Linked DNA regions of Homo sapiens: regions 2, 3 and 4 are each linked to region 1. A link is a loop called in an ENCODE intact Hi-C map of the cell type or tissue named here. Cell type or tissue: OCI-LY7. All regions are shown on one strand.

What was found. Peaks named below come from ENCODE experiments on the same cell type or tissue, not always from the same donor. Only the 100,000 strongest peaks of a DNase experiment are listed, where the experiment ranks them.
Region 2: a loop joins it to region 1, with 12 times the contacts of the local background. A loop is called at or near these places in 1 of 110 quality-filtered maps.
Region 3: it touches region 1 in a loop (3-fold over the local background); 1 of 110 quality-filtered maps calls a loop at or near these places.
Region 4: it touches region 1 in a loop (4-fold over the local background); 1 of 110 quality-filtered maps calls a loop at or near these places.

The regions. Positions count from the first base shown.
Region 1 is chr10:44,025,813-44,033,812 of GRCh38, forward strand. No RefSeq gene overlaps it. Among named protein-coding and RNA genes, the nearest start is that of LINC02659, 120 kb to the left of the region's middle. In OCI-LY7, CTCF peaks have their summits at 4,558 and 4,767; a DNase peak (open chromatin) is centred at 4,549.
Region 2 is chr10:43,918,453-43,926,452 of GRCh38, forward strand. The region is part of intron 2 of LINC00841 (long intergenic non-protein coding RNA 841); the gene reads left to right. Among named protein-coding and RNA genes, the nearest start is that of LINC02659, 10 kb to the left of the region's middle. In OCI-LY7, a CTCF peak has its summit at 4,409; DNase peaks (open chromatin) are centred at 4,429 and 5,059; H3K4me3 peaks cover 797 bases; H3K27ac peaks cover 1,440 bases.
Region 3 is chr10:43,896,865-43,904,864 of GRCh38, forward strand. LINC02659 (long intergenic non-protein coding RNA 2659) reads right to left here. Exons shown (of 3, transcript NR_184145.1): 2 at 6,564-7,357; 3 at 4,501-4,959. Among named protein-coding and RNA genes, the nearest start is that of LINC00841, 8.4 kb to the right of the region's middle. In OCI-LY7, a CTCF peak has its summit at 4,626; a DNase peak (open chromatin) is centred at 4,657; H3K27ac peaks cover 978 bases.
Region 4 is chr10:43,935,074-43,943,073 of GRCh38, forward strand. The region is part of intron 2 of LINC00841 (long intergenic non-protein coding RNA 841); the gene reads left to right. Among named protein-coding and RNA genes, the nearest start is that of LINC02659, 27 kb to the left of the region's middle. In OCI-LY7, no CTCF peak of the experiment used is centred here; DNase peaks (open chromatin) are centred at 4,608, 5,038 and 6,188; H3K4me3 peaks cover 4,143 bases; H3K27ac peaks cover 4,799 bases.

The DNA.
Region 1 (8,000 bases):
AATAAACAGAATCAGCACCTTCAAAACTGCAGAGTGCATTAATCTGAAAAGAACAATGAAATAAAAAGATTTCGAAGTATGAAAGACATAAGAGAATAAATGAAAACCATACTCAAAGCATTAATCAGTGTAGAAAGTGATTTGAAAGAAGGCCACAAAAGTTCTTTAGGTGAAAAGTATAGTCATTGAAAAATAAAAGCTCAGTGGCAGAGCAAAACACAGATGAAGCACTGCTGAGGGACTGGTGAACAGGAAGATGGTTCCGAGGATGCAAAAGAGAATGCAGCACAGAAAGAAAGAGACGCAGCAGCTGAGAGACATGGAGAGGACGGAGGTTGGGTCCTTGAAACAGGAATTCCAGGAGAGAACAAAGAAAAAGGAAGACCAGCAATATTTAAAGAGATAAAGGCTGAGGATCTTCAGATTTAAAGAAAATACGCATTTTTATTTTAGGGAAGCACGGGAGTTCTGGAGAAGAATGAATAAAAATAGAACTACACCAGATGTATTAAAACCAGAGAACATTGGAGAAAGAGACACTCTTTCTTACAAAGACAATTATATTGACAGATTTTTCCCCACAACAGTTAATGCCAAAATAAAGGAATAATCTCATTTTCAAAAAAACAAGGACTAAAGTTTCTCCCATATAAGCCCACTAAGATGTAACTACTAAAAGATGGGTTGTAGTTAGATAGAAATTTAACCTGAGGTAGGAGTCAGTTGCCAGGAACAAATGGTGACCAAAAAAAGGGCAAATATGTTAGGAAATATAAAACAGCAGTGTCTGGGGGTCAAAAGAAAATTTGGGGAAGGTTTAAAAATAGGTACAACTAAGGTACTAACAAGCAATAGCATGGTAGGTAGAAGGGTAGGAATCAGAACTGATATATTTCAGTATCTTTGTGTTGTTCAGCATGAAAGTAAAAGAATGATTAATTTTATATTTGTTTATTTAAGTATATAAATTGGAAATTTGAGGGTAACTAAAAAAATGAAAATAGAGTACAAACTTCAAAATCATTAGAGGAAAAAATGAATTAAGGGAACCTAACCAGTTTTATACAAGATAGAAAAAAGAAACAAAGAAATAATGAACAAAAAACATGGTACAGAGAAAACACCAAATAATATGGTAAAAATAAATGCAAATATGGGTAATTGCAATGTAAACACTAAATTTGAATTATAAATTAAAGGATTTTTACATTTGATTATAACAAATAAATGATACAAAACAAAACCCGGCCCTAAACATCCATCTAAAATAAAATGGCAAAGAAAAATTAAATTAAAAGTAAAGAAATGGAAAGGTGGACCATGGAATTACTAACCAACAGAAAGTGATTGCACCAATGTTAACATTAGATAAAACTAGTATTTAAGGGAAAGCATTTTAGAGATTAAGCAATTTATTACTTACTAATAAAATATGTATTTTCAGTAGGATTTTCAGCCTAAATGTAACTAAAAACATAGTCTCCGAATCTATAAGCCAAAACTTTTAGAATTACAATTAGAAATAATTAAGTTATGGTCACAGTGGGGAAAGCTAATGAATCAGCCAGAAGCGTAGTAGTAAGGATGGATAAGATCAGAAAAATGTATTAATGAGTCGGTCTAATAGATATTATATGAATTCTGTACCCAACAAATAACATGTTTTTTAAAAATATTATGAACATATTTTTGTTTTTCTTTTTTGAAAATCTAGTTTTAAAAGCCATCACATATAAATGTCATTAATTCCAGTAAAAGTAGTGATGGTGCAGCCTGACCTAAAAGTAAAGCCTCTCCACTTAGCCGGGGGAGGAGGCAAAGCACAGTGTGTATGTGAGGGGGTGTTGGAATGAGACAAGCATGTGAGTTACGACGAGAGTTACATAGCCCAAGTCAGCAATGTCTGGGTTTAAATCCTAGCCTCACTGTTGATTAGCTCTGTGACTTTGGGAAAATTAACTTAGACTCTTTGAGCCTTAGTTTCCTCACCTGTGTAATGGGTCTAATAGCAGCATCTACATCTTAGGGCTGTTGTGGGAATCAAATAAGATAGTGTATTTTAAGTGCCCAACACCATGTCTATCTCCTCATAAGTGTGCAATAAATTAGCTGTTTTCATATTCATTATTATTTTAATATCCTCCCTCCTATGTCGAATTATTTGAATATATTACTATATACTAAGGTAACTTACTTTTATTCTATCATCCGTCTTCTTTCAAGAATCTGGACTCTGAGTTAAATATTCGTGTTCTGAACATCATTTTGTGTTAAGATGCCTTTGCAACATGTTTTATTACAAAATTAGGGTGCTATTACTGACACATGAGAAGTGAGGAGGCCCAGAAAAAAAGATTAAGCTATTTTGAAGGAACTACATTAGTAAAACAATGAAGCAAAATATTTCAAAAATACATAATAAGGACTCCACGTATTATTGAGCAGATGTTGAAATTTGCAGAGGCAAATAGTAACCATGCGGCATTTTTCATCCCAATGCAGTGAGGAACTCAGAGTCTGGGGACATCCTAATCTTGCTTGAAGTAACACAACCCTACAAACACAACACTACGGTATGGTTAGAACTGAAGAAAGAATTCTTTGAAAAGTGTCTTTCTATTTTGACACAGAAGTTTTCATGTAAAACCCTGACTTTGCCCTCCAGGATGATGCAAAATCATTAGATAAAAACTTCAAGATTTCTCCAGAAATGTTGCCTTTCAGGAGCCAGAGTGACCTGTTGCTTTTGCTCAGATGCTGGTGTGAGCTCAGTCTGGACGACGTCCTTCTGCAGCAGGACAGGGCGAGATGCATTTTCATGGAGCCTCCAGTTTCACCAGAATGAAGCTGTGAGGTTTTTTCTAGAACTGAAAACTGAGTAGGGGGTTTGAAGCAGAAGGAAAGGGACCAGGTCATGCCCCTGGGTAGCTGGGCCCAAAGATCTGTTATGTGTGTAAACAAGGTTCCATTCAGGGCAATCCTGCCTTTGAGTGCCTGGGACGGTTAGAGCAAGGGGATGTCCCTAGGACCTTGGACAGTCTAGAGACAGAGAGGCCACAGGGAACAGGAAAAAGAGGGCATGGCATGGGGTGAGGGTGGGGTGTGCAGTGTGTTATCAGGAAAATGAATGGATGACTACTTTGGCATGAGTAGGTGGTGGGATGTCCTAAAATGCCAGGTTCACACAGCGGCCTCCACGCATGGCGAGCCGCGGACAGGTGTTACCAGGCAGGAGGCCAGGCACTTGGCACTGCAAGGCTCAGCCTGAAGAGGAGTGACAGTGAGGGCTTGAACCAAGGGAGTGGCGGGGGGCATTCTGTGGTTTTCTGCTTGTCAAATCCAGGTACACAGAATAAACACAATCACATGCATGTGATTGAGGCGCCCATGCAAAGACATGGTTCTGCTGTGTTACAGTGTAATTTCCAGCCTCTATTATGGGGTTTAGTGTCTCCAAAGATGGGGTGCATGTATCCAGGGGTGCTCAGGATAACCTATAGGTCTGTATTGCTTTCAAGTAAGGAAATCCATTTGGTTATGATAAGATTTCATTTGTGGAGTGGCCCTGGTTGCCTGCTTTGGGACCCTGTGTCTGAGATGGTGTCTCACAAACACTGGAGCAGGAGTCCCCAGCATGGGGTGATGGCTGCATCTTCATTCATTCCCTTGCTTCCAGTACATCAGTATTTAGAGATTTCTTTGCACTGGTTATGGATTTGCAGACTCTATGATCTGCACTGGGGGTCCTGGGTGGGCTGGGGCTCAGGACCACAGCAGGAATGGCTGTGCTGATATGCACCCAGTGCCCACTGACAACCAGCCCTGCTTTAGGCAACAGTCTTTGGCCTATGGTGGCTCCAATCTGCAAACACAGCTCAGTTCAGAAATCATTCGATTGGGGATATTATTCAAAAACTTCACTCTTCTCTAGAAGTCTAGATTTCTGAGCCTTCCCAAGCTGGGGCTTGCTTCAGGGAAAGGATGTGGTCAGTTCTGCCCCCTGCCCCGGTCCCCATCTCCCCCACCCACTAAGTGCTGTTTCAGAGGAGGGAGGGGGAAGAATGAGGGAGGAGAAGACTGGGATGGGGCAGCTCCTGCCTTGCCAGGGGCTTTGTTGTCTCTGGATCTGGAATGAGATAAAAGTAGATTCTTTATCTTGTTGGTATCATTGAGAGTTCTTAAGGGAGTCCTAGCTGGAGATGTGTTTTTTCTTCACCAAGGCAAATGCACCTTTATTCCAGATGGTTTCCTGGGACTCCTTCCTTAGCATGTAGGACTCAGGAGCTTCTTGCTGTTGGGTTCCTCTCTCCCTTCAAGCAGTCCTTTAGACAGAACCCAACTACTGCTGCTCTGTCTTTTTGGTGACCCCATCCATTCCTCAGGAAGCATGATGCCACCTGGCCCCTGAAGTCCTTGGGACTGGGCTTACTCTGCCCAAGTCTCATCTGTCCTACATACAGGTCACTGTAGGCGTCTCAGGTGTGAGTCAGGGAGGCCGCCCAAAAGCCTCCCTACTTTGAGGAAGCAATTCAAGGCTCCGCATGAGGAACCAGCACCATCTGCCCCTCGTCAGGTGGGACTGCAGCTCTCTGAAAAGATGTGAGGTCAGCATGCCCTTCCCCTCCCTGCTCTCTAAACCCTTTGATTTTTGGTCTGGATTAGGGGCTCAGAATGAAGCTACTTCTTGGAAATTTCCTTTGTAAATTCTGGTGGTGGTGTTCCAGTTTCCAATTTCATAGCCATAAGGGCTTCAAAACTTCAGTAATGACACTTTGTGGCATGTAAATGGGGAAAACAGTTGCCCATATTTTTTTTTCTTTTATTTGGCTGATTGGAGTCAAACAGAAAGGATGGGAGACCACTGCTCTAGACTTTTACTGCTTACCTTAGTTATCCATTCTAACAGATTTCTGGCCCTTCTCTACTAAGGTTCCTTGCTTCAGAAACTGCAATAGAAAAGCATAGCGCAAGTTTTGAGACAATCCATCATTTGGCTGCCTGGCTTCCAAAAGAAAGTTCCAAATGATTCTCCTTCCAGACTCAGACATTCCAGGCCCTATCAGAGCTTAAACGTGCTTTTTCTGTTTGGTCAGTCTGAGTTAAATTACTCTGTGCATTTTTGAGTTTCAAGAACAGGAAAAAAACTTTTTCAACCTGAAAAATAAATGGAAGCCATTCATTTTGGCAGCAGATAACTCCAAAAAATGTGACCTCTCAGAGTTCACACTGCCCAAGTGAATTGTTTCCTGGGAGGAACAGAATCTGCATGAGTTCAATCAAGTAATGTCAAGGAGAAAATGTTAAATGATGGAAGAAGAAAAAATATTTATAAGACAAGGAAATTTTGGAGCCAATTATTCTCCTTGATTTCCCGCCTCACTCTATGTCCGGGCTTCAACATTAGGCAGAATGTTTTATATCACTTTAGTAACCAAGTTAGTTTGGCTGAATGCATACAATGATTTGATTTAGAACAAGTGATCCTCTGGTGGCTAGGAAAATAAGTCTCTATAGAATTGGGATAATTTGATAGCTGCTGGGTAGGACAGATTTGTGTGGAACCTTGTGTAAACAAATCTGAATGGTACTTTTCCCCTTGGTGGATTCCTTTGGTAATCAACCTACAAGGTTCTGGAAATGGACCATTATACAAATTCGTAAAATACAACTGGATCTTTTCACCTTGGGATGTTTATAATTCTTTCCCTTGGAAATAAGATCTTTAAATATAAATCTCCATGGTAACGCTCTATGAGGAGTAACACCATAAATATCTCGCTAGGGAGAAGAAAATACAAAATGTTGGGCTACTCCGAGAAGTAGTAACTCAGTTTTGTGGCTAAGATATTTCAGATCCTCTCAAAGACTATACTTTACAGATCTTTTATTATAGTATTGCTAAGGACATAACTGTTTTTATTTCTCCTTCCTGGCTCTGTGGTAGGTGTAGGAGATGTGTGACCAGGAACAAAGGCTATTTTCTTGCCTTATATAGCTCAGGCACCTTGTTTGCTTGAGGAGACTGACAAGTCCATTGATAGCTACAGCACAGAGGGTACATGCCACAATGGTATGGGCAGGAGATGCTGTAGGGGTGGAGTGGGGTGTTATTAGCCAAAATTGTAAAGGCATCTTGAAACTCACAAAACACTTTACCATTCTGCACATATTTAGTGAGCGGCTGCTATAGGCTGGTTACTATACATTCATCACTTTCATTTTCAAATGCTTCTCCCAGTATTATAAAGTAGACCTCCACAAAGATTGGCATATCAGAAATGGCTTGCACATAGTCCTTGTCTTTACTGGCATCCTGCATGAGAAAATCTCATTGCCCAGAGACTCAAAGAAAATGATTGGATGTCAAAGGAGAGACTTCTAGGAGACACCAAGGAAAACATTGGAAAAAAAAAAAAGAAAATGAAAACCTTAAGAAGAACAACTTGAAAAACAAACAAAATAAGCCCAAAGTGTAGCACAGAACCCAAGGGCCCAATAAAGTATTTCGCAACTTAAATTAAGTACAAAGCAGGGCATCTTGAGAAATTCCCACATTTCCAAGGCTGAACCACATCTAGAACTCAGGGAGTGACTTGAATCCCTTAGGAAATAGATGCAGTAAGGGAACTGCATTGCACAAGGGCCAAGTAGAAAGATTGCATGGCTCCACCACCCAAGGACATCAAGGGCCTTCCTGGGAAGCCAGAAGAAAACTAGAGACCTTATAAAAAAGCAAGAGCAAAACTGGAAACCCAGACTCTAAAACAAAATATTAAGTGAACACTTCCAGAGAAAGGGATACAAAATAGTTGATGTGGCAAATACAGCAGTATGAATTAGTTGAGCACATGGAATGAAGAGAAGTGTGGGATGATGTCCTTCCAAACCCCACCAGGCAGTGCTTCCCTCTGGAGAACATTAAAGAGTCTATAGGCCTGCCCTCTAAGTACAGCCCTGCTTTGGTAACAGGAAGGCCTATGGTGGCTCTAACCTGCAAATTCAGCTCCATTTACAAATTATTTCATTGAATATTTTATTCAAAAGCTTTTATCTTCATTAGAAGTCAAGACAGGCTCTAGAATAAAATGTTAGGTGTTAAGCAATGGCCTGTGGTTCAGACACTATCAGAAAATGGGATAAAACCTAGAAACCAGAGTGGAGATCTGGCCAGGTATCTCACTTCACTGATTTGTTGTTGTTATGTTTTTTATTTGTTTAATATTCAAGGGCATTACCTTATGTGCATTCCCGATAAAGTATGTATTTTGATATTTGGCTCTGTTAATGTTTTAATGTGTATTTCACAGACTTCTGTCAGCAAAACTTTGATCAGCCATGGATTTCCTTGTCGAAATTCCAAAAGGGAAAATGACTAACTGTGGTTTGCAAGTCTTTTTTTTTTTTTTGATCAACATTACTCCCTGCACATTTACATAGATACAGGCATACCTCAGAGATATTGTGGGTTCAGTTCCAGTTCACTGCAATAAAGCAAATGTTGCTGTAAAGTGAGACACGCAAATTTTTTTGTTTCCCAGTGCATATAAAAGTTACATTTACACTATACTGTAGTCTCTTAAGTGTGCAATAGCATCATGTCTAGAAAACAATGTATATGCCTTAATTAAAAGTACTTTATTGCTAAAAAATGCTAACGATTATCTGAGCCTTCAGTGAGTGGTAATCTTGCTAGTGGAGGGTCTTGCCTCAGTGGTGATGACTGCTGACTGTTTAGGGTGGTGGTTGCTGAAGGGTGAGGAAGCTGTGACAATAAAAAAAATAAGACAATAAAGTTTGCTACATTGATTGACTCTTACTTTCACAAAAAATGTCTCTGTGGCATGTGATGCTGTTGATAACATTTTACCCATAGTAGAACTTCCTTCAAAATTGGAGTCAATCCTCTCAAACCCTACGCTGCTTTATCAACCAAGTTTATGGAATAGCCTAAGTTTTTTGTTGTTATTTCAACAGTGGTCTTCATCCAGAGGAAATTCCAT
Region 2 (8,000 bases), 110 kb before region 1:
ATATATATTTAGGATAGTTAGCTCTTCTTGTTTAATTGATCCCTTTACCATTATGCAATGGCCTTGTCTCTTTTGATCTTTGTTGGTTTAAAGTCTGTTTTATCAGAGACTAGGATTGCAACTCCTGCCTTTTTTTGTTTTCCATTTGCTTGGTAGATCGTCCTCCATCCCTTTATTTTGAGCCTATGTGTGTCTCTGCATGTGAGATGGGTCTCCTGAATACAGCAGACTGATGGGTCTTGACTCTTTATCCAATTTGCCAGTCTGTGCCTTTTAATTGGAGCATTGAGCCCATTTACATTTAAAGTTAATATTGTTATGTGTGAATTTGATCCTGTCATTATGATTTTAGCTGGTTATTTTGCTCGTTAGTTGATGCAGTTTCTTCCTAGCATTGATGGTCTTTACAATTTGGCATGTTTTTGCAGTGGCTGATACCGGTTTTTCCTTTCCATGTTTAGTGCTTCCTTCAGGAGCTCTTGTAGGGCAGGCCTGGTGGTGACAAAATCTCTCAGCATTTGCTTGTCTGTAAAGGATTTTATTTCTCCTTCACTTATGAAGCTTAGTTTGGCTTGATGTGAAATTCTGGGTTGAAAATTCTTTTCTTTAAGAATGTTGAATATTGGCCCCCACTCTCTTCTGGCTTGTAGGGTTTCTGCCAAGAGATCCACTGTTAGTCTGATGGGCTTCCCTTTGTAGGTAACCCAACCTTTCTCTCTGGCTGCCCTTAACATTTTTTCCTTCATTTCAACCTTGGCGAATCTGACAATTATGTGTCTTGGGGTTGCTCTTCTCGAGGAGTATCTTTGTGGTGTTCTCTGTATTTCCTGAATTTGAATGTTGGCCTGCCTTGCTGGGTTGTGGAGTTCTCCTGGATAATAACCTGAACAGTGTTTTCCAACTTGGTTCCATTCTCCCTGTCACTTTCAGGTACACCAGTCAAATGTAGATTTGATCTTTTCACATAGTCCCGTATTTCTTGGAGGCTTTGTTCATTTCTTTTTACTCTTTTTTCTCTAATCTTGTTTTCTTGCTTCATTTCATGAATTTGATCTTCAGTCACTGATACACTTTCTTTCACTTGATCGAATCAGCTACTGAAGCTTGTGTATGTGTCACATAGTTCTCGTGCCATGGTTTTCAGCTTCATCAGGTCATTTAAGGTCTTCTCTACACTGTTTATTCTAGGTAGCCATTTGTCTAATCTTTTTTCAAGGTTTTTAGCTTCCTTGCAATGGGTTCGAACATCATCCTTTAGGTCAGAAAAGTTTGTTATTACCAAATTTCTGAAGCCTACTTCTGTCAACTTGTCAAAGTCATTCTCCATCCTGCTTTGTTCCATTGCTGGCAAGGAGCTGCAATCCTTTGGAGGAGAAGGGGCACTCTGGTTTTTAGAATTTTCAGCTTTTATGCTCTGGTTTCTCCCCATCTTTGTGGTTTTATCTACCTTTGGTCTTTGATGATGGTGACCTACAGATGGGGTTTTGGTCTGGATGTCGTTTTTGTTGATGTTGATACTACTCCTTTCTGTTTGTTAGTTTTCCTTCTAACAGGTCCCTCAGCTGCAGGTCTGTTGGAGTTTGCTGGACGTCCACTCCAGACCCTGTTTGCCTGGGTATCACCAGTGGAGGCTGCAGAACAGCAAACATTGCAGAACAGCAAAAATTGCTGCCTGATCCTTCCTCTGGGAGCTTTGTCTCAGAGGGGCACCTGGCTGTATGAGGTGTCAGTCAGCCCCTACTGGGAGGTATCTCCAAGTTAGGCTACATGGGGGTCAGGGACTCACTTGAGGAGGCAGTCTGTCCATTCTCAGAGCTCAAACACTGCTGGGAGAACCACTGCTCTCTTTAGAGCTCTCAGGGACATTTAAGTCTGCAGAATTTTCTGCTGCCTTTTGTTCAGCTATGCCCTGCCCCCAGAGGTGGAGTGTACAGAGGCAGGCAGGCCTCCTTGCGCTGCTGTGGGCTCCACCCAGTTTTAGCTTCCTGGCTGCTTTGTTTACCTACTCAAGCCTCAGCAATGGTGGGCGCCCCTCCCCTAGCCAGGCTTGCTGCCTGGAAGTTCGATCTTGGACTAGCAGTGAGCAAGACTCCGTGGGTGTGGGACCCACTGAGCCAGACGTGGGATATAATCTCCTGGTGTGCCGTTTGCTAAGACCATTGGAGAAGCATAACGTTTAGGTGGCAGTATGCCCATTTTCCCGGTACAGTCTGTCAGGGCTTCCCTTGGCTAGGAAACGGAAATCCCCCGACCTCTTGCGCTTCCCAGGTGAAGCAATGCCCTGCCCTGCTTTGGCTCACCCTTCGTGGGCTGCACCCACTTTCTGACCAGTCCCAGTGAGATGAACCAGGTACATCAGTTGGAAATGCAGAAATCACCCATCTTCTGTGTCAGTCATGCTGGGAGCTGCAGACCGGAGCTGTTTTTATTTGGCCATCTTGGAACAGACCCGCTATTTTTTTTTTTTTTTTTTTTGAGACGGAGTCTCGCTGTGTCACCAGGCTGGGGTGCAGTGGTGCAATCTCGGCTCACTACAACCTCTGCCTCCTGGGTCCAAGCGATTCTCTTGCCTCAGCCTGGTGAGTAGCTGGGATTACAGGTGCACGCCACTGCACCTGGTTAATTTTTGTATTTTTAGTAGAGACAGGGTTTCACCATGTTGGTCAGGTTGGTCTTGAACTCCTGACTTCATGATCCACCTGCCTCAGCCTCCCAAAGTGCTGGGATTACAGGCATGATCTTTCTATTTTTATACAAATCTTTTTATCCCTCCCACCCATCTTCAGGGGAACACATAGCCCCAGGTACATTTGGTAAGGCAGTCGGCATGTAACTACTCAATGCTGCTGGTGCAATGTGCAAATTGGCACAGGCAACACACAAACGAATACGCATGTCCCAGCAAAACTTAATTTACACAACAGGCAGTAAGCACATGGGACCTTCAGGCCAGAGTTTGCCAACCCCTGTTCCACAGAGTCAGACATCTCAGTTCAAGCCCTGTCTCCATCACTAACCAGTTCTGTGGGTGTGTGTCAATGGGAGCCTTGGTTTCTGTATCTGTAAAATGGGCATTACAACCCCCTAGTCACCTCGGAAGGAGCTCACTTCCTAATACTAGCACATTGGCAGCACCTGCATTCTGGAGGGGACACATTCAAACTGTAGCCGTTTCTGCAGCTGGGGTTGGTCTGGAGACGGGGGTGGAGAACTGAGCCTGAGTCCCACAGGTGTGTGCACCAGGGAAGGGCCTAGAATGTGGAACAGGATGTTACCCAGGGAGCTGTCTGCCCTTCATATCCCAGAGAGATGGCAGACTCCCCTCACAGCAGTAGTGAGTTAAAAGGCGAACAGAGATCATGTAGATTCGGAAAACACTGGTGAGCAGTTGCATCTCCCCTCCCTCATCATGTTTGCGTCTTCCTCAAACCAGGGATGGACTTCCAGTAGATTAATTGGTGGTCTTGACTCTGAATCTTCTACGGCCTGTGGTTCTGAAGTCAGGTCCACACCTGGTTGCCTCAGCCATGGCCTGGAGTTCTGGACGTTGTCAGAACAAAGGGCATGAGTGTGTCCCCTCTGCCGTAAGGAGCCCAGCCTGGAGACACAAGGCTTCAGTGACTTTGCCCAGGAGGCAAAGGGCAAGGGCAGGGGTGCCCTGGCAAAGGGTGTCTGTGTCAGTGGCTGCCAAAGCCCTGAGGTAGTCCAGGGGCCAGGGAGAGGGTTCCCCTAGTCGGGGTTCTCTGGGGTGCTCACAAATCACCTCACGTGACCCCAGAGAGAAGCAGCATCGGCAGACGGTGGGACTCGTCAAGCGGGATCTTGGTGGCCCTCACCCTTCCTCCCTTCCTCCCCAAACACGGAGGAGTGAAGACCTAGCAAGCAGGGGAGGGGAGGGAGTAGAAGAGTCCATGGGGCACTCGCAGACAGGCCTCAGCCAGGGACGTTCACAGTGGTGGCTGTGAGAGTTGATGGCTACTTCATGCCGGAAGGGGGCTGTGTTTGTGGGAGAAGGGATCAGAGAACTTCCTCATGACCTGAGAGGGCCTGACAGGCACCGAGACTTCCTCCAGGGACCATCAGGAAGTGGCAGGCGGGGAGAATGGCTGGGAGGTGACCCTGGACCTTTGTGAGGTCACTGATCTGAGTGGACCCTCCCCACCCAGCTGGCCATGGTAAGGAGGCAGGGGCCACAAAGACCTGAGGCAGGGGCTCAGGGTTTAGATAGAGGCTGGGGCAGGGTGGGGACTATGACAGCATGAGAGGGGGCTCTGGGCTGAACTGGGTCCCCTGCACCCCACAATTCCTACATGGAAGCCCTAGCCCCCAGCATCTCAGAATGTAGCTGTATTTGGAGATAGGGCCTTAGATTAGATAATTAAGTTAAAAGGAGGCCACTAGGGTGGGCCCTAATCCAATATACAGTGTCCACATAAGAAGAGGAGATGAGGACCGAGATGCACACTGGGGTGAGACCATGTGAAGACGCAGGGAGAATGCAGACATCTATAAGCCCAGGAGAGAGGCTCAGGAGAAACCAGCCCTGCCACACCTCCATCTCAGACTTCTGGCCTCCAGCCTGAGGAAACTGCCATTTCTGCAGTTTAAGCCTCCCAGTCTGTGACACTCATCATGGCAACCTGAGCACATGAATTCAGGAGGGCTGGAAAATCACTTCCCTCACACCCTTCCCCAGCCCTACTGAACTGCTGCTTCCTCCTCCCCTGTCCACCCGGATGGGGACTCAGTTGCCAGTACCTGTACCTCTTTGTTGAACCCTCCTTCCCCATCTCATTTCACCAACTACTATGAATTCCTGGCGATCCTGCATCTTAAATATCACTGAGAATAGAATGACCCCATAATTTACTATCAAATAGGGACACTTTAGAAGTGAAAGTAATTGTGAATTATGTAAGACAACAAGCAGACAGCAGGCCCGACCTAGCAATGGTGGGGCAAAAGTGGCCCTCTCTTCTTTCTTACCTCCGTGGCTTATTTCAGGTCCTCATCCTTCACCCCCTGAATGACTGACAGGCCTTTCACTTCTCTCTCTGCCTTTGCACTCAGCAACATCCTCCAGTAGATAATTGCTAAAATGCAAATCAAATCATGTTACTGCTTAGCCAATAAAATAACCACCACAAAATCAAGAAGTGGAAGACACACTAAAACTTAATGTGAGAGATTCTCTGTTGCCTTTCAGCATGAGGAGAGCCAAGTCCTTTACCAATGCACCCAGTTCCTCCCCAGCCCCTCCCTTCCAACCCTAACCTCCCGTCCTAAGGGACTGAGCTCAATTTCTCCATGATTCAAGGCTGCATCTTGTTTCTCTGAACATCAGTGATATTTGCTTAGGATACTGTCTCATTCCTTACCTGCCACCTTATACTCAAGATTCAGGTCAGTCATCCACTGGGGAATATGTGTGAAAGATTACTAGCCAGAAGGTTATTTGCTGGTGCAAGCAGACAACAGAGGCCTGTTAGTGGAATGAGGACTGTGACCATGAAGATAAGTCAGGTCCAAGTGCTACATGAGCAAGGAGGAGAGGCCTCACCCAAACTGGAGGGTCAGAAGACCTTCTAGAAGGCTGGTTTGGGAGATCTGTTCCCTTGAAGGAGAAAGGAAGAATCAGGTTCACCAGATGGGGAAAATATTCCAACCAATGGGGCAGGATGTTCCCAGAGAGGGGAGTGGGCTGGACCTTTACGAGAACCTAAAGGAGGTTTGATGTGGATACATCACAACATTCCTAGTCCCCAAGGAGTCCCCTGCATCCCCCTCCCAGGCGCTAATCCCCCATGGGGAACCATTGACTCCTGGCAGCATCCATCTGGCTTGTGAACTTTTGGACTTGCATAAATGAAATTGCATAGTCTTTAGTCTTTTTACTTGTCCCCTGTCTCCATTAGACACTGAACTTCTTGAGGGCAGAGATTGCGTCTTTTGTCTCCTTGTCCTCAGTAGAAGTTCAATAAATGATGTTGGCGAATGAATGAATGAATGCATGGTCACGACTTCACAGGGGCCTGGAAGCCTGGGGATGGCCACGACTTCACAGGGGCTGCTCTGTTCCCACACACACATTGAGGTGACCAGGTGAGGAGTGCATTGACCGTGGGTCTTTGAAGGGACCCTTGACTCAGGGAAAACCTCGGGACTGTGTCCAGATGACTTTTGTTTTGGTTTGAGTGCACAGTAAGTTAGTCATGTGATGTTCACGATGGGCTCAGCCTTCCCATGTGTGAAATGGAATATGAATTTGTCTGTGTCAGATCAGGGAGGGTACACTGTAGCTCTCCAGAAAAGACAAATTTTAAACAGCAAGTACAAAGACTTTTTACAGATCCTGCAAAGTGATTCTTGACCAGGTCCTGTGTGTCATGGACTGTGGTGAGGCATTCTTCTGCTCAGAGAGCAGAGCAGGTGAAACACAGCCTATGGCCATTTTCATTGGTACAAATAAACGAAGAAGCCTTTTTCCACCCAGAGGAGGATTTTTGTCTGTATCCTTTTGGTTTGGTCCTTAGGGAGAAATACTGTAGCCACCATGAATCCCTCCTGCTGCTCCCGCTGAAGCTCCTCCAGCCTCCAGCTCTGTTGCTTTCATGGTCCTTGGTACTTGGGGTTTGCTTTTCAGGTGTACTCACCTTAGGAATTAAATTACGAGTGATCTGAGGCTGGTCCATGTCAGATTCTTCATTTCCAAATGTCAATCTGTCCCGCTTCTCTCCCATTGGGCTTTCTCTCTGTTGAGTACTCAGGGAATACTGGAATAAAATGTTTCCATGGGGAGAATAATTGGGATCAGAAGGGCCCAGAACAGAGAATGGAGCCCGAGCCCTGGTGGGCAGAGGGCTGTGGAACCATAACAGGATTTGGGGACATCACACTTTAGCTCTCTTTGTAACTGTCCCTCAAGCTGGATCTGCTGATGGGCAGCTTTTGGGAATGCATGTCTGCTGTCACTGAGATGGTGGTCTCTGCATACTAAGGCAGGCTGTGAGGGGAGATGAGCTTTGACAAAGGTAGTCTTAGCCAGCTTGGGCTGCAGTGACCACAGACTGGGCGGCTTAAACAACAGACACTTCTCTGGAGGCTAGAAGTCCAGGATCAAGGCACTGGCAGATCTGGTGTCTGGTGGGGGCTCTCTTTCTGGTTTGCAGATGGCTGTCTTCTAGCTGTGACCTCATGTGGTGGGGAAAGACAGACAGAGAGAGAGAGAGAGAGAGAGAGAGAGAGAGAGAGAGAAATAGAGACAGAGATCCACTCTCATGATCTCCTTACCTCCCAAAGGCCCCACTGCCCAGCACCATCACACTGGGGGTTAAGATTTTGACATAAGACTTTGGTGTGTTTAAGGGGGCACAAGAGTTCAGTGCATGATGAGGCTTTCAGCACCCAGGCTGGCTTCACATTGATACAGCGGGTCCTTCTGCTGCTCCGAGGATTCAGCACTGGCAAGCACGGTTTTCACAGATGAAAAACAGAATATGGACCTATGCTTTCCACCCCTGCAGCTGAGGCACGCCGTGGGCTTGCTGGTTTTCCTCTTTATCTTCTTCTTCATCCTAGGTGGCCATTTGCCTCAGGGAGGGCTTCTGATCATACCAAGGCCCCGAGAAACTGTACTTTCACCTATACCAGAAAATTGGAGGGGGCGTGGGTACTGGATACTGACTCCAGTTGTTCCAGATGCTTTCTTTGCAATTTGTATAATGATATTGGGTTCTGGCCAAACCGAACCAACTTTATTGTCAATGACCAGAATGAATCTGTCATGGGAATGCTGTCCTGGCTTAGGCCAGAGCACTAGGGAATACTTCCCATTCCAAATCAAACTCCTTCTGCCGACTCTTTTGCTGCCTTTCTGAAAGGAGCAGAAACCTGACCTTCTCAAACAGATATTGATGGACCTGACCATCAGAAATTTCAGTGCTGAGTCCATGAAAAACATATGTCTATATATATTTGCTGTTGTTTGTGCCATTCTTAGG
Region 3 (8,000 bases), 130 kb before region 1:
GGATGTCTACATTTGGACTCATGAATACGGCAGTCATGGGCGATGACAGTGGTCTAGGAAGCACCAGAGGCAAGCTGATAAAGTGGAATGGAGGTGAAAGCACTGGAAATGAGCTGATGGAGGGACTGAGAACTCAAGGTATAGGACCTGAACGTCAAATTCAGTGGTAGTTAGGAATGGGTAACATGACTTGGCCTGGTACAGTAGTCAAGTTCTCCAGAGAAACACAAGCAACTAGGAGATATATGTACACATATAGGTAAAGTTATTATGAGAACTAGCTCACGTGACTGTGGAGGCTGAGAAGTCCCTTGATCTGCCATCTGCATGCTAAAGAGCCAGGAAAGCTGGTGGTGCAATTCAGTCTGGGCCCAGAGGGCCAGGAGCCAGGAGCACTGATGTCTGAGGGTGGGAGAGGGTGGGAGTCCTGGCTAGAACAGTAGGCAAATGCCCTTCCTCCTCATTTCTGCCCCATTTGGGCCCTCAACAGAGTGGCTGGCTGGTGCCTGACCACGCTGGTGAAGTGGCTCTGCTTACTCAGACCACCAATTCAAACACTAATCTCCTCCAATCACAGCCTCACAGTCACCCCCAGAAATAACATGTTACCAGCTACCTGGGCATCCCTCAGTCCAGTCAAGTTGACACCTAAAATTAAATGACTACATCTGGTTTCCCCAGAAAGCATGGCCTGAAACGGAGGCAGGAGTGAAAGTGCTGTCCTGGAGCACAGTGTCCAGGGCACAGGAGCAAGGCGGGGGTGTGAAATAGGGAAAGAAGAAGAGCTGTGCAAAGTCTGTCATTGTGTCAGTCACTGCTGCAGGCAACTGTGTGCTTGATCCCAGGGACAGCGAAGGAGCTACATGACAGGGGTCTCAGGGATTTTTCTATAGAAGAGAAAGAGGGAAATGTTTATGCACCGGCTCCCATCCCCCATTGCTCAAAGAGCCCCACATAGGGTGTGATCTCCCTAAACTCTCTCTGTGTTGTGCACCTATGGGCACTAAGCAGGTTCACAGGGAAACCCTGGGGCGGAACACCAGAGGCACACGGCATGGAGTTGAGGGTGGCTGTCTCCAGGTCGTATTGCGTGGAGGGGCTGGTTCCTACAGAGCATAGCTGGAATGAGTGGCAGGTGCAGCTGAGGGCATTTGATGGGGTGCCCCAGAGACGCTCCATGCAGTCCACCCAGGGACAGTCACACCCACTCACGTTATCTGTTAAGTCCAATCTGCCACAGCATCAGTTTCAAGGCAGTGGCTGGCTATAACCTCTGCAAACATTTAACTTAAAAGTATCGGTGAAACAAGCTCCCGTCTCCACTAGTGCAGCTGACTGTGTGGCAATAACCAGTGTTTGCAGACTTCTCCTCCACCTCTGGGTCTGAAAGTCCCCCACACTAGCCAGTGCTTGGGCTGATCTGGGTAGCTTCTGGATTTGGGAACTTTGACCTTCAACCTTCTTACCCAGAATATCTAAGGCCTTGGTTGTCTTGCCCTTGTCAGGGGGCAGGGGCTGCAGTTGCCTGTTCACCATCCTCACTGGATATGGAGGCCACAAAGGGTACCCCAGGAAATCACTGCACTCCATATAAGACTCCTCCTTGAATCCATTAGGAAGTGGAAACTCTAGCTCCTCACAGCCATCGGGATCCAGGCCCTTCACCAGTTCCCTCTTGCCTGTTGGTTCACTGGCATCTGTGGCCCAAAGGTGACCGGGTGAGAGTCACGAATTTAAGCTGAGTAGAGGCCCTGTTGTGCTCACTTAGTAGAAGCTTTTCCCTTGACCACCACCTCCACCCCCTTTGCCACCCCTAACCCAGGGCCTCTGATCAGCCCAAACCTAAGGCTGCTGTGGCAGGAAGTGCACATTCCCCAGGGGTCATGGGGGTGGCCAGCCCTGCCCCTTGGCTCCTCCAGGAGTCTGTGTGGGTACACACCTCAGGTGCCTTCTCCATACAGATTGGTCAACTTCCAGTGTGGCCACAGCTCTGCCAACAGGGAGGAATTTCCTTCACTTTCGTCCTCCAGGGATTTGTGAGTAGCAGGCATGGGCAGTCTACTTTTGCTGGTTGGTGCTGACGCACAGGGCTGCCCTATGTTGCCCAGGCCCAGTTCCGTCCCATGGCAGCTAATTGCAGGGAAACCCTGGAACTGGCCAATGCCAGCTGAGAGCAAGGTATCAGTGCAGCAGGCAGGGGCGCGGGAGCCTGGGCCATCTGTGCACATCATTTTCTCTTCCCCTGGGTCTGCTCGCGCTGGATCTTGAGCATCCCAGTTCCTGTGTGCAAAGGATTGCTGCCGTGCCCACCCAAGCTTATGGCACAGGGGGCATCCGACTGCATGCAGCCCTGCCTAGGAGCTCCTGTGGAGCCCAGCGTTGTGCCTGGAGTTGCTCTTCAAATATGAGTAATTCCTGCCACAGAAGAGGCAGCCCTGCCCAGATCCCAGGGGCCCATGCTGCAGCTCTGCTACTGGGGCTTTCCAGAGACTGGAGCAGAGGCATGCTCCATCGGATGCCGTGTGGCCTAGGGGCAAACTGCATACAGCCAGGGCCTGCAGTACAGCCTTTTCTGGCTCTGAGCCTCATGCAGAGTTGGCAGCTGACTAGGTCATGTGATAAATAGATCAGATCAGTACTTCCAGGTGTGGTTTATATGGCATCGGAAATCCACAAGGCCTGGCAAAAGCCAGATGCCGTCTTAGTGGTAGGGAGTACAAGGTGCAACAGCATGTCTTTCACCCCAGAAGAAACGTCCCAGCATCACCCAGACCACCGGACCTATGAACTTTGCAATGGGCAAAACTGCTTTGGGATCTGCTTCCACCTTCTGGGCCTCATGTGCTGTGAATACCAGTAGAGTATGTCATGCTTCCAAGTCAGAGGACTTGGGCTGCACTGGGTGCCTCTAGAGGAAAGGTCAATTGAGTTGTGATTTCCAGCATTAGGGTTCTCAAGGCACAATGCATTTATTTCTATCTGAAGAATGGGACTATTAATGTCTTCCCTACAATCCTCCTACTGTTATTATGTGGGTCAAAAGAGGAAATACACAGGAAGCACTTTGTCAACTGTGAAGCATTGCTCAAATATTAAATGATTGATATTATTATCCTGTTCTAGATGTCTCATTGCTTTTTTTTTTTTTTTTTTTTTTTTTTGGTGGGATTGGAGGCTTGAAGGAGGGGAAAGGCATGAGTTATGGTTGCCACTAACAGAGCTCAGGGCCAGAAAAATCCTGAAAATGAAGTGAACAGGGCAAACAGGGGCATGCTCCCATCCAGGTGAGCCTGTCCTGAAGCTTCCTCTACATTTCAGCTGGTGCCCTGGAATGGACAATTGAAGGGTGAAATGGAGCATTTCTAAGCCCTAATTATTTGACTGGTAGTTCCCTTAGGTGGAGCTATACCTACTCAAGCTGTAACCAAACTCACCCTGAATGGAAAGATGACCAAGCACTTCCTAAGCTCCATGTACTGCACGCGTGGCCTGCTCACTCCATGAAGCGGGCCGCCAGGTCAAGGCCCTTGGAGCAGACCTCTGAGGAGAAGGTAAGATGTCGTCTAGAAACTCAGCAGCAGCACACTATTTTGGGCTGGGAGCTTGGTCTGGGATGGATTGGATTTTCCTGAGGTCTCATTTTTCCTTGAGTAGAAGGTGTGCCCCAGAGCAAGCAATTTGACTTGGGCACAGATGACCAAGTGCCTGGATTTCTGGGAATGACAACCGGAGCATCACAACAGGTTAATGACAATGACATAGGAAGAGGCTCCAGGAGCAAACCTTGGGGGGTTTGGCTTCAGGAGTGAGTTCTGTCTGGCCTCCCCCGCTCTGTTGCAGGGCTGCACCATAGTTGAAGATGGTCGGGGGCCAAGCTGCTCCCCTGTGCACCGGCTTTCTGGGAGCAAATGTATGCTGGAAATCCAAGCCTTTCTCTTGGCAGTGATTGAAGGAAATCACTGGAAATACAGTGGTATCCCTGGACACCGAACAAGCGTGACTTATGGTATGCAATCTCAAAGCAACTTTTATTGTCAGAGTGCTGATTTTTATTTTTTCCTGGTCCTGGATAAAAACTCAGCAGTCCTTAAGTTTTATTGAAAAGAAAATTTAGAAATTAGAAATTAGAAAAATATAGAAGCACAATACTAGGATAATGTGAGATTATGAAAGCACACAGGGACATTCATGCAGAAGCTGAATAGTGAAGAAGGACTGAGGGCAAAAGTGGAAACATTCTTCTTTCCAGGGCTGAGCCTCATGGTTTTGTGCAGCTGACATTAGGCCTGGCCTGAGTAAAAAAAGTAAGTCTTCATGGACGTTTAGGTGTCTGCAACTTTAGTGTGGTATATCTACCTATTTTCCCCAAAATCAATTTGCAGACTTTTGGAGAGAATAATGATAAAATGAAAATAGCAAGGAAAAATAACACTTGTAAAAGATTAGGAACGAATTTGATGGCATATTACTGCCTTTTAAAATTAATGACAATTCTAAAGCTAGTATAAAATGGACTTTATTTAAATAAACCTGATCACATTGTAAATATCTTAAGAAGAAACAGTTTTCTTTGTATCATACTGTAATGTTAGTTTGCATGAAAAGCTCTGTGGTGCAGTGGCAAACAGGGCTAAGGATGTTTGCTGATGTCGCAGTGGAAGTATTAGGTATTGCATTGTAAGTAAAACATACACAGTAAAAGTTCACATGTCTGTAAACTATCCCCATATTATTCTAAATTTCATGGATTTTCAGTCTGAACTAGAAATCCACAGGGATCCTATCACTTGTAAACCTGGAGCTCGCTCCTGTCTTCACCCTGTCTGGCTGGTGTTTCATCTCAGAGAGTGATGTGGCTTTAAGGCAGAGGGCTCCAAGCAGATGGGCTGGCTGAGATGTTCAGTTTATTTGCTTTTGACCATGGAAAGTTATATCCCCTTTCCAAACCTATATCTTCACCTGTAAAATAAGGATAAAAAAATAGCACCTATTTCAAAGAGTAACTGTAAGAGAGAAATGAAACAATACACGTGATGTGCTTATTTGCATTGAGCCTAAAACTGAGGAGAGTTGATAAATGACACCTATTTCTATTTTTCCTCTTATGAGAGACTTTCATCAGAGTCTGAGTGAGCTGACTCAAACGACATTATAAAGCACCTGCTTTGTGCAAGACATGTGGGGATTTGGACCATCACAATGATTTCAAAAAAAAAACAAAAAACAAAAAACAGAGAAATGGTAGAGGAGCAGCCGTTGGCACTTTAGGAGTGTGAAAAGCACAGCACACACATACAATGCATGCACCCACAGCCCATAAACATCCACACCCCCTCCCACGTGAATGCCAGAGCAGAGCGCTTGGCTCATCCACGTTCCCTGTGCTCCCCCCATTTTCCAGCCTCCCTCACAGTCAGGTCAGATGTTCCGCCCAGTGGCCTGTGGGCGGCTGTGAGAAGGGTCACCTCCAGGTTGAGCAGGTGGGAGCCCACAAGCTTCCTTTGTCTTTGCCGCTTTGACCTGGGAGGCCATGGACCTGGGTCACATAGAGCAAGGTGAAGGAGGCTGCCTGACTCAAATTGAATATTGTGTGAGAAATAAACTTTTGTATATTGCAATGGTGATACAGGGGTTGGTTTTAAGAGCTAGTTGAGTGTCAGTCATTCTGCGATGTTCATCAATTACCTAAAAGGTCTCAGCTCTTGAATGACCACTGAGTGAGAGAACAATATCCAACAGCTGCAAAAGCAGACAGCTCAGATAGGGTTTCAATAAATGATGCACCCATTAAGAGGCACCGCTGGAAAGACCATCCTGACAGTGAGCTCTTACAGCATCCACCCAGCCTGTATTTGGAGAAACCATCTTTTCCTTCCCACAGTGGCTTATGCCATGTTGGAGACCCTCGGAAACTGGATTCTTCCCTTATCGCCTTCTGGCCCTCCTGATGATTGAGCCTCATGACCCCCAAATCCAGATGTCCAGAACATGAGATGTGGCTTCTTGGCAGGAGGTAGTGAGGGATGTGCGAAAGATTCAGATGAGTCCCAGCCACAGGCAGAGGCTGTGACAAGGCAGCTGGGGATGGGCAGGACTGTTGCCGGACTGTCTACACAAGCCCATTGGAAAATAGCAACTTGTGGCATTTAGGCTGTGAACAGGATCAAAGGGGGTCAAAGTCTCCTAATGGCAACTGGGAACAGGGAAGAGCTAAGAGGCTGGCAATTACAACATGGGCAAAGTGCAGGTCCACTCAAAACAGTAGCCAGCAGGTAGCCGTGTCTGCTGTGTGGTAAGCGTCTTACCTACATGATCTGTTTTGATCATCCTGATAACCTTATGAAGTAGGATTGATTACCTGTTAATGATGAAAAAACATTGAGGTTCAAAGATGGTAAGCAATTTGCCCAAGAATTACAGAATGATTAAATCTTGGAGCCAGATTCAAGATGAAATTCCTCAGACTCAAAAGCACTTACTCTCTTCACTTGAGCTCATTGCATCCCAAGAAGGAAAAGACATGAAACAAAATGGATGGCTTAAGAAGCCGGCATGGCCATTACCTGTGTGACTTGGCAGGACATCATGTTGGGACTTCAGAAGGAGGCCAGTAGGAAGAGGAAGCTGGAAATAGATGTGGCAGAAGCAGCAGGATCCAGGCCAGGGTCGCTTTCGAAGGTGAAATCTATTCTGCTAGTCTGGGCAATGGTAGCAGTTTCCAGTACCTGCAGGTGGACTACGAGGCAGTGACATTCTCGTTCCACCTGATCTGTTTAGCACCTTGCTGGATGTGTAGGGCAGAGTCTCACCTCCTGAGAAGGGGTCTGGGCAGGACTGCACAGGGCATCATGCCTTCCACCTGGACCTCTGGGCAGGGCTACAGGCCCTGCGGGTGGACTGGATGCAATTCGGAACATGGAGACAGACATGTTGCATTCCGACTAGGGAGACCTGGCAGAGCTTAGGGGACCCTGACAGTGCAGAGACTGTGAGGGAATCTAGGCTCGTCTTGGGCTGCATGGCCCCCCTGAGCAGCAGCAGGGACTGCTCTCTGGATGGCAGGGCTAAGCCTGCAGATTCTGGGGCTGCTGAGTGCCTACAGCCTAGGGTTGCGGAGAAAGTAGCACCTGACACCGGTTCAGAGGAGACAACCTGCCACTCTCTGAGTTACAGGCTGCATTTCACTTCACTTGAGGGTCCGATTCCGGATGGAATATAGGGCCATTAGAGGCGAGGACTGAGGGTCGGTAAGGCTGGAAGATTTGTTGGAAGGTCAGTGATGTGGCTGTTGACGTGCATGAAAATGAAGATGATGAACCAGGTACCTGACATCCGGCAGTTTATAGACAGCAGATCCCTAAAAGGGTGGGGCAGGAGGCAAGGTAGCTGTCCCTCGATACCTACAAGCTGTGAACAGAGTCCCCAGGACCCGTCCCTCTCTTGGGAACCACAAGCTGATGACTCTTTGGCTCCCACTGGTTTTGCTTGGCTTGCACAGGGTTAAAAGCTGAATTTAAATGTCCTGGGTGGGGCCTGTGTTTTCCAGGCCCACCAGTCCCATCCGATACCCAGACACCTTTACTCAGGTGCGCCACCTGCCTGGGTTGTGGGTGTCTGGGAACTGTCGCGGGAGTGCCGCCAGCCCGGTTTTGTTGTCCCATGCAGAGGCGGTGGTCCAGCCTCAGACTCTTAGCTGCAGGACTGACAGTGAAGTGAGAGCATGCCTTGCCCTTCCCTGCCTCCCCTCTGCAAGCTGTTTCCCCAGGACAGGACCCAGAAATGCCCCCCCAGCAGCCCCACCACCATCCTGCTCAATCTGGAAAGGGAGAGCAGAGAGGAAAAGAGGAGAGAGTTTGTGGAGAAACAGGGTGAGACAACGATTGGAAGTGGGCAGGGAAGACCAAGGGAAAGATATGGCCTTCTCCTGGGAGTCCAGAAGTGATTGTTATGTCTGGGAGCTCCCAGACATGTATTTTCCAGGTCCTGGGATTTTAGTTACA
Region 4 (8,000 bases), 91 kb before region 1:
CAATGCTCAGTCAAGTAGAGATAGCTCTACTTGATAGATAGCTCTATATCAAACAAATAATTAGTTGTTAAAACCTTCCCACAACAAACCTCCAGGCCCATATGACTCTGCTGGCAATTCTTCTAAACATTTAAGAAAGAAATAATATGAGTCCTACAGACATTATTCCAGAAATTTGGAGAGGAGTGAATATGTTCCAACTCAATCTATAAGGCCAATTTTATCCTGATACTAAAATCAAAGCCTTAACTGAAAAAGAACATTGCAGACCAATATCATTTATGAACATAGATGCTGTATTAGTTCCCTCAGGCTACCATAAGAAAATATCACAGACCAGCTGTCTTAAACAACAGAACTTTATTTTCTCACAGTTTTGGAGGTTGGAAGATGAGATCAAGGTGCCAGCAGGCTGCTGGTGGGTCCTCTCTCCTGGGCTTGCAGAAGGCTGTCTTCTTGCATGTCCTCACATGGCCTTTCCTCATGCACATTCACTCCTGGTATTTCTCCCTCTTCTTATAAGGACACCAGTCTTATTGGATTAAGATCCCATCCTTATGACCTCATTTAACTTTAATTACCTCATTAAATGCCCTATCTCTCGATATAGTCACATTGGGGGTTAAGGCTTCAACATATAAATTTGGGGGATAGAATTCAATCCATCGTAGAGGGAAACACTCTTAAAAACATTTTTTTTAGCAAACCGAATTCAATAATATAAAAAATGAATCACCACCGAGTAGTTGTATTGCAGGGATTCAATGATGATTTAACATTTGAAAATCAGTCAGTGCATTTCACCACATTAGGAAATTGAAAACGAAAAAAAAAACCCCACCTATCATCTCAACAAACACAGAAAAAGTATTTGACAAAACTCATCACGTATTCCTGATAAAAACTCTCAGAAAACTAGGAATAGAGAAAAAGTTTCCTGATCTGACAGAAGGCAGTTAGGAAAAAACTCTGTAGTTAATGTTCCTACTTCAGGCTGACAGACCGAATCCTTCCCATTATGATCAGAAACAGAACAAGGTGTCTGTCTTTACCTTTTCTAGTCAACAGATACTGGGTGTTCCTGTCAGGGCAATTAGGCAAGAAAGAGAAAAAAGTCACTGAGAGTGGAAAGGAAGAATTAAAGTTATTTTTACTCACAGATGGCATAATAGTCCATGAAGATGTGATGGATTCCACAAAACCTCGTAGAAGACATAACAGAGAATATACTTCAGTAAGGAGACTTTGAAATCAGAAGGTAGATTTCCCAATAAAAAGAAGTTCACAGGAAAAAAAGTAAACTTTTCGGCCATTTAAAAAATGCTAAGACTGACGATTTTTGTTTTTTGAAGATTTATTTTTATTTTTATTTTTGAGACAGAGTCTTGCTCTGTTGCCCAGTCTGGAATGCAGTGGCGCAATCTCGGCTCACTGCAACCTCTGCTTTTTGGGTTCAAACAATTCTCCTGCCTCAGCCTCCTGAGTAGCTGGGACTACAGTCATGCACCACCACACATGGCTACTTTTTGTGTGTGTGTGTGTGTGTGTGTTTTTAGTGGAGACAGAATTTCACCATGTTGACCAGGCTGGTCTTGAACTCCTGACCTCAGGTGATCCACCCACCTTGGTCTCCCAAAGTAGAACTAAACCATTAGGCAATATGATCAGTTGGCAGATGGGCGGAGATGTACTTAGGATAAAAAACATTCTGAAATTCTTGTTGTCTGGGAAGAAATTAAAATATTAACTTTACACTTTTTAAAGTCTAGTATGCACATTGAAATGTAATGGTAGCTAATAAAAATAACAGGAATAGAATGTGTAATTCTAAACCAACAGAGAGCAAGGGAGGAGGATGAATTAAACCTGCATAAATACAATGACAAGTAAAAAAGAAGAAATAAAGAAAGAAAAGGTACAATAAATTCAAGACGAAAGATAGAATGACAAAATAGGCCCAAATATATAAACATTTACAATAAAGTTAGTGATTGTTTCTAGAGAAAAACAACTTTTTCCAAATTAGATTTTAAAATCTAATTATATTACATTTACAAGATGACCTAAACCTAAAGCCTAGAATGAAAGAGAAGTATATTTACATCAAAATTATTAATAAATAAAGCAATACTCATATTAGGCACAATATATTTTTAAGCCTGAAAGCAAGGAATAAAAAGGATAATTACTCAAAAGAAAAAGAAAATATTGATTAGGAAGGCAAAATAGTAAAATAATGTGTATTATTTCTCCAAACCAAAAAACATAGCATCAAATAGGTAAAATGGAATCTGATCAAATTTGGCCAAATTCGCACAGGGATTGATAAACCTGTAATACGCTGGGAGATCCTCATGGACCTCTGTCATAATTGTTGAGCTAAATTAACTGAATAAGTTTAATCTAATAGCTATACAGAGAGAGTGCTGCATCAAACCAGGAAACAGTCACGATTTTCGACCACTTGGAAAATGTATAATGATAGAACTCTCTGCAAATACCAATGCATCATTATCATATAGACCATATTTTCTGACCACAATGGAATAAAATTAGATATCAATAGGTAGAAGGCAAAAAAGCCCTAAACAAACATCAAAACAACAACAAAACATAGCAAACTAAAAAGACTCCTTTAAAAATTTTATGGGTCCAAATAAGTTATTATGAATATTACCAAAGATTTAGAATTTTGTAGTAATATAAGTATTGCCTATCAAAAGCCATGGAGTAGAGCTAGAGCCATACTTAGGGGAATACCAGTAGCTTTAAGTGTATATATTGTTATTTAAAAAAGTTAACACAAGAAAAATGGAATAATCCCAAAATAAGAAAAAAATAAATAATTAAAAGAAAACGTTAATGAAGTTGTGTGTATTACACACACAATTACACACACACCACATATACATTTAAATCAAAAGCTAGGTTTTGAAAAGATAGGTTGTAGAATGGTACATTCTACCAACAAGCTTAATGAAGCAAGGAGAGAAAGCACAGATCACCAATATTAGAAGGAGAGAAGGAGGAGGAGTGTTGAGGTTGGAACAGGCTGGGGAAGGTCAGATTTTGATTAACTTGTACAGTGTGTCAAAGATTTGGGGCTTCATTTCAGAGCAGTGGGAAACCTCGAAAGTTTTTAAGTAGATAGTAAATATATGGATGGGGGAGGGGATGGTGGATTGGGAAGGAGTGAGTTGGACTAGGTAGGAGACACCAGTTACAGAGAGGACTGCAGAAGCCCAAGCAAAAAATGATGGCGGTATTCATAAGGGAAGAAGCAGACAAAATGAAGACCTAGGAGACTCAACAGAGATGTGGATTGTAGAGCAAATGGGATTCAGTGTTTGAGAGTGCATCAGTTAGGTCTAATCAGGAGACAGAAGCCACGCAATAATTTGGACTGAAAAATTTTAACATAAAGAATTCTTGCTGGGCGTGATGGCTCATGCCTGTAATCCCAGCACTTCGGGAGGCCAAGGCGGGTGGATCACCTGAGATCAGGAATTTGACACCTGCCTAGTCAGTATGGTGAAACCCCGACTCTACTAAAAACACAAAAAATTAGCCGGTATGGTGGCGTGCACTTGTAATGCCAGCTACTCAGGAGGCTGAAGCATGAGAATCCCCGAACCTGGAAGGCGGAGGTTGCAGTGAGCCGAGATGGTGCCGTTGCACTGCAGCCTGGGTGACAAAAGTGAAACTCCATCTCAAAAACAAAACAATTCTTAACTGTAATGTGGGAGTAACTATAAAGGACAAAAACTAACTTTAAAGAATACTCTGGGGATGAGGAAAAATACCCAAGGAGGATGGAAACTTGGAGGGCCCCTCACCAAGGCTGGGATTCTGACCCGGTCGGAGAGGGTGTGGCTACTGCCCATTACACGTCACAAAGGAGGTGGCCAGGCGTTGCTGGGCTGCCCAACACTATGAACTGCACAAAGATGGCGCTCCCCATAAGTGAGGCTGGGCAGAGCCCCGCTGTGCACCCCCATCTCCACCTCCGCATGTCATTTCTGAAGCCTCGCCACTCAGTAGTAGGAGGAATAGGCCAGTACCAGCAAGAGAGCCCCTTTCTGCTGCTGCATCCCTCCAGTGTCCTCTATTGACAGTTGAACCTGGTGGCAGTTGCAGATGAGAAATGCTTACAGCTCATTTTTTTGCTGAGCAAGAAATGAGAGATGAGTTTAGAGCTGAGAGGCATTCAACTGCTACCAGATGGGATGCAGGGAACCCATGACTCCCAGGAAATTGGCCAAGTCCCTGAGAGGACAGTTGGTGGCATTCTCGGAGACAGGACCCTTGAGGAAAAACTCTAGAGCAAAGCAGAGGAACGGTGTCAGCATTTTGAAAATGCTGAGCTGAATGACACTGAGAAATGCCCAGTGCAATGATAAACGGGCAGATAGTTTCTCAGGGGCCTGGGGCCTGGATGGGGGCTGGGCTGGAGTGAGAGAGAGGCAGGTCTCCAGCTGTGCTATGCACACCTCAGGTTGAAGATGCTACATAGGTAAAAGCGCTGATGGTTCAGCATGATTAACAAGGTATTGGGGACTACATTTAGACTGAGGCTGGTATTTTGCATTGCAATGGACAAAAATATCGCTGTCACAGCTGACTTGGGGCTCATTCATTGCACATGCAGTGAAGGCAGCTGTGTGGCGGTGGGGCCACAGGGCAGGTAGCATGGATGGAGAGAGGATTCTGAATAACTTTGACTCCGCAGGTTTTTCATAAGGAAGGGCTGAACAAAAGCAGCCAAGGGGGCCAGAGAAAGAGAAAGTAGAGAGTGTGAGATTAGAGGAGATGGGCAAGTTCTAGTGAAGATGCAATGGCCCATAGTGTCACAGAAGACAAAGACTGCAAAGAGGCCCTTAGCGTCAGTGACCCAGAGGCCTGTGCTGAGGCCTGCGCTGACTTGTGGCTGGTAAAGTTTCAGTGGAGGTGGAGGCAGAGATTACTGTGGGCCAAGGAATGGGGGCAGGAGAGGAAACAGCTGGTGACAATCTGTGGTCACATTTGCCTGTGAATGAGAGGAGAAAGGATGAGAGTAACTGTGGAGAGGTGTGAGGCTGAGGCAGGGTTTTACTTTTACTGGGAGAAGGAGCATATTGATGGTGATGAGATTGCGAAGGGTGGCAGATGGAGGTTACATACTGTCATGAGTGTGAGCGAGGGAGAGAAGACTGCAAGGGGCTTGCCCAGAGCCGGCAGTCAGGGATGGCTTAGCACGTTTGCTCACCAGCTGGGAGGCCTATAAATGTCATTTGGATGCCTTCCAGGGATTAGCCAGGGGACACAGATGGATTTAGTAAGGATGATAACAGATAGTTCTCTTTTTAAGCAAGGTCACATGGTAGTGCATGGTGTGTGTGTGGTGTGCATGTGTGTGTGTGCTGTGCACGTGTGTGTGTGTGTTAATAGCTACCAGAGCCCAGGTTTCAAACTGAAATCACTTGCAAAAGGGTGAATATGGCTGTGGGGGCTGGAATCAGAGAATGAAAGGCTAAACACTGGCCACGACCTTCAGTTCTGGCCTGTGAGCAATAAGAAGACATCATTAGCATAGTCTGACTTTCTCTTTTTTTATTTCTATCTGCGGTGATTTCTCAACATGTCTTCCAATGGGCCGCTGTGAATTTCAGCATCAGTCACCAGCTTCTACTTGCACATGAAATGCATAGTCCCCACTCCCAGCTTTTCAGAGTGCCACACATCTGGAAGCAGCCTCCTGATGCTCCCAGCTCCTTTTGGGTTGTGGATTTGTTTATTTTGCATTTATAGTTTTGCCAAGTTTTTGGCAAATTTTTTGTTGATTTACATTTAACTTTATCAGTCTGTTCAGGGTTTCCTTCCCTAGCTTGTTCTCAGATGTGGCCAAGCATCACTCTTCACCAGGAGGTGAGTGGTTCTCTCCTGGCTGTGGGAACGTGAGCAAGGTTGTGCTACCTCCCTTCACCCGAGGCTCACATCCTCTCCTGCAGTGTGGGATGTCTGGACAGTGGCTCTCCTCCCTCCAGAATCCCTCAGGGGGAGACAATAAAGGATGTGTGAAGATATTGTGCTTACAAAGCCATGCACACATCAGGTTGAAGATGTTGTATAGGTAAAAGTGCTGATCATTCAGCTAAATGCAGCAGGACTGCATTTAGACTGCAGCTGGTATTTTGCATTGCAATGGACAAAAATATTGTGGTCACAGCTGACTTGGGGCTCATTCATTGCATTGTATTTTGTATAAAAGTGTATGAGCCAGAGTGAAGCAGGATGCTGAGGTCCTGCCTTTCTGGGCATCTCTGGGAGGCAAACCACACTGTTGGGCTTCCAGGTGTCTGGGTAAGATTGTCCTGCAGCCTACCCCTCCATTCCAGGAAGCTTCCTAATGTTTGGTTTCCAGAAGAGACCAAAAGTCAACTGACTTTAGGAGCCCCAGCCCTGCTGCCTGCCCCACTGGAGCACTTAGCCAGATCTTGCATGTTTGTATTCCTCTGATAACATGTGGGAATCTGGCAGTACTAACTGGAGCGCACACTCCATTAATTAACTCAGCTCCTAGAAGGTGCCAGGGACTTTCCTAGGAGTTGGGGTGCAAAGATGGAGCAGATATGGCTCCTGCCCTTGAATGGCTCATGGTTCAGTGGGGAGATGGTCCACAAAGCATTGGAATAAGCAACCTGAGAGAGGCATGTGCACAGTGCCATGGACACACAGATGAAAGAGCAGTCGATTCTGAAACTGATGAGACAGAATGATGGCATGGGAAGGGAGCCAGGAAAGGCAGGCTGGGCCTGGAAGGATGACGAGAAGCTCATCATGTGGGGAAAAAATAGAGAAATGGCATTCCAGGTAAAGGTGAAAATGGGTAAAAATACAGACGTGGGACTAGGCACTGAGTGTGCAGAGAAGAGGTAGCATCCTATGAGATGGAGAAATGGAGGGATGGAGTGAGAGAGGCTGACAGAAATTAAAACCAAAGGGAGTGTTTGGTGCCCAGTTTGAAGAGAGCCTAATGGCCGAGTTCCCTCTTCAGCAGCGCAAGCTGTAGAAGGATTCTGAGCAGGGGAGTGACTGAGGGAAGGTGTGGATGCCAGAAAGTGAAACTGCGGGAAACAGAGTATGGCTGCAGGGCTCCTGGCTCACCTATTAGTGGGTGAGCTAACAGGGGCTGCAGGCACCATCACCATGGAGCTTCGTGAGGCCCTGCATTTCTGAAAGCTGCTCTGTTCTGCATCTTTCTGGGAGAACTCAGCATGCCTGGGAGAGCCCTGTGAGAGGCCCTGCAGTTCAGGGATGCTGCGTCTCCTGGCTGGAAGCTGAGACTTCCCCAGAGCAGTGCGTTTTAGCAGGGAGTGGCCTGGGCTAGACACGAGGGGCAGTGGGGACTCGAGTAGCCAGGGGTTCTGGCCATGCCCTCCTTAGCAACCCCAGGTGAGCGTGTGATTTAAGGAGAAGCATCTTCAGCTCATGGAAAGAATAAGGCTATCGCCTGTAAGACAGGAGCCAATTTCAAAGCTGCTTCCAAGTGCTGATTTCATCAGCTTCTCATAGAAGAGTGTTTGCTACAGACTCTTGTAACGAACTCAAATCAGCAGCAGCAGGGCAATCTCTTTTGGTGTGCACAAATTTTTCATAATTAAAGCAAGGCAAGGTCATGACCCTTTCCTGCCAAATGTTTCTTTTTGGATCCCTTCAGGCAGAAAGATCCTACTGTCTTCTATTTATGGTACTTCTGAACAAACTCAAAATGAAACTAAAAACTGATGGCCCTAAAGGGGACCCCGAGATACCAGGTGGCCCCACATCACAGAGGGTAGATTCTGAGTAGGGTCGGTTAGTGGCAGTTATGCGGGAAGCTCTACATGTTTGAAAATCAGTGTTCTGTGGAAAGGCTCTGTGACAACCATGTGCTAACAAGAGTATCAGTCAGCCCAAGTGCCACCCAACAGAGGGTGGCATCACCCCATGTCCTCCCATGGCCCAGTGCTACCGTGGTAGGG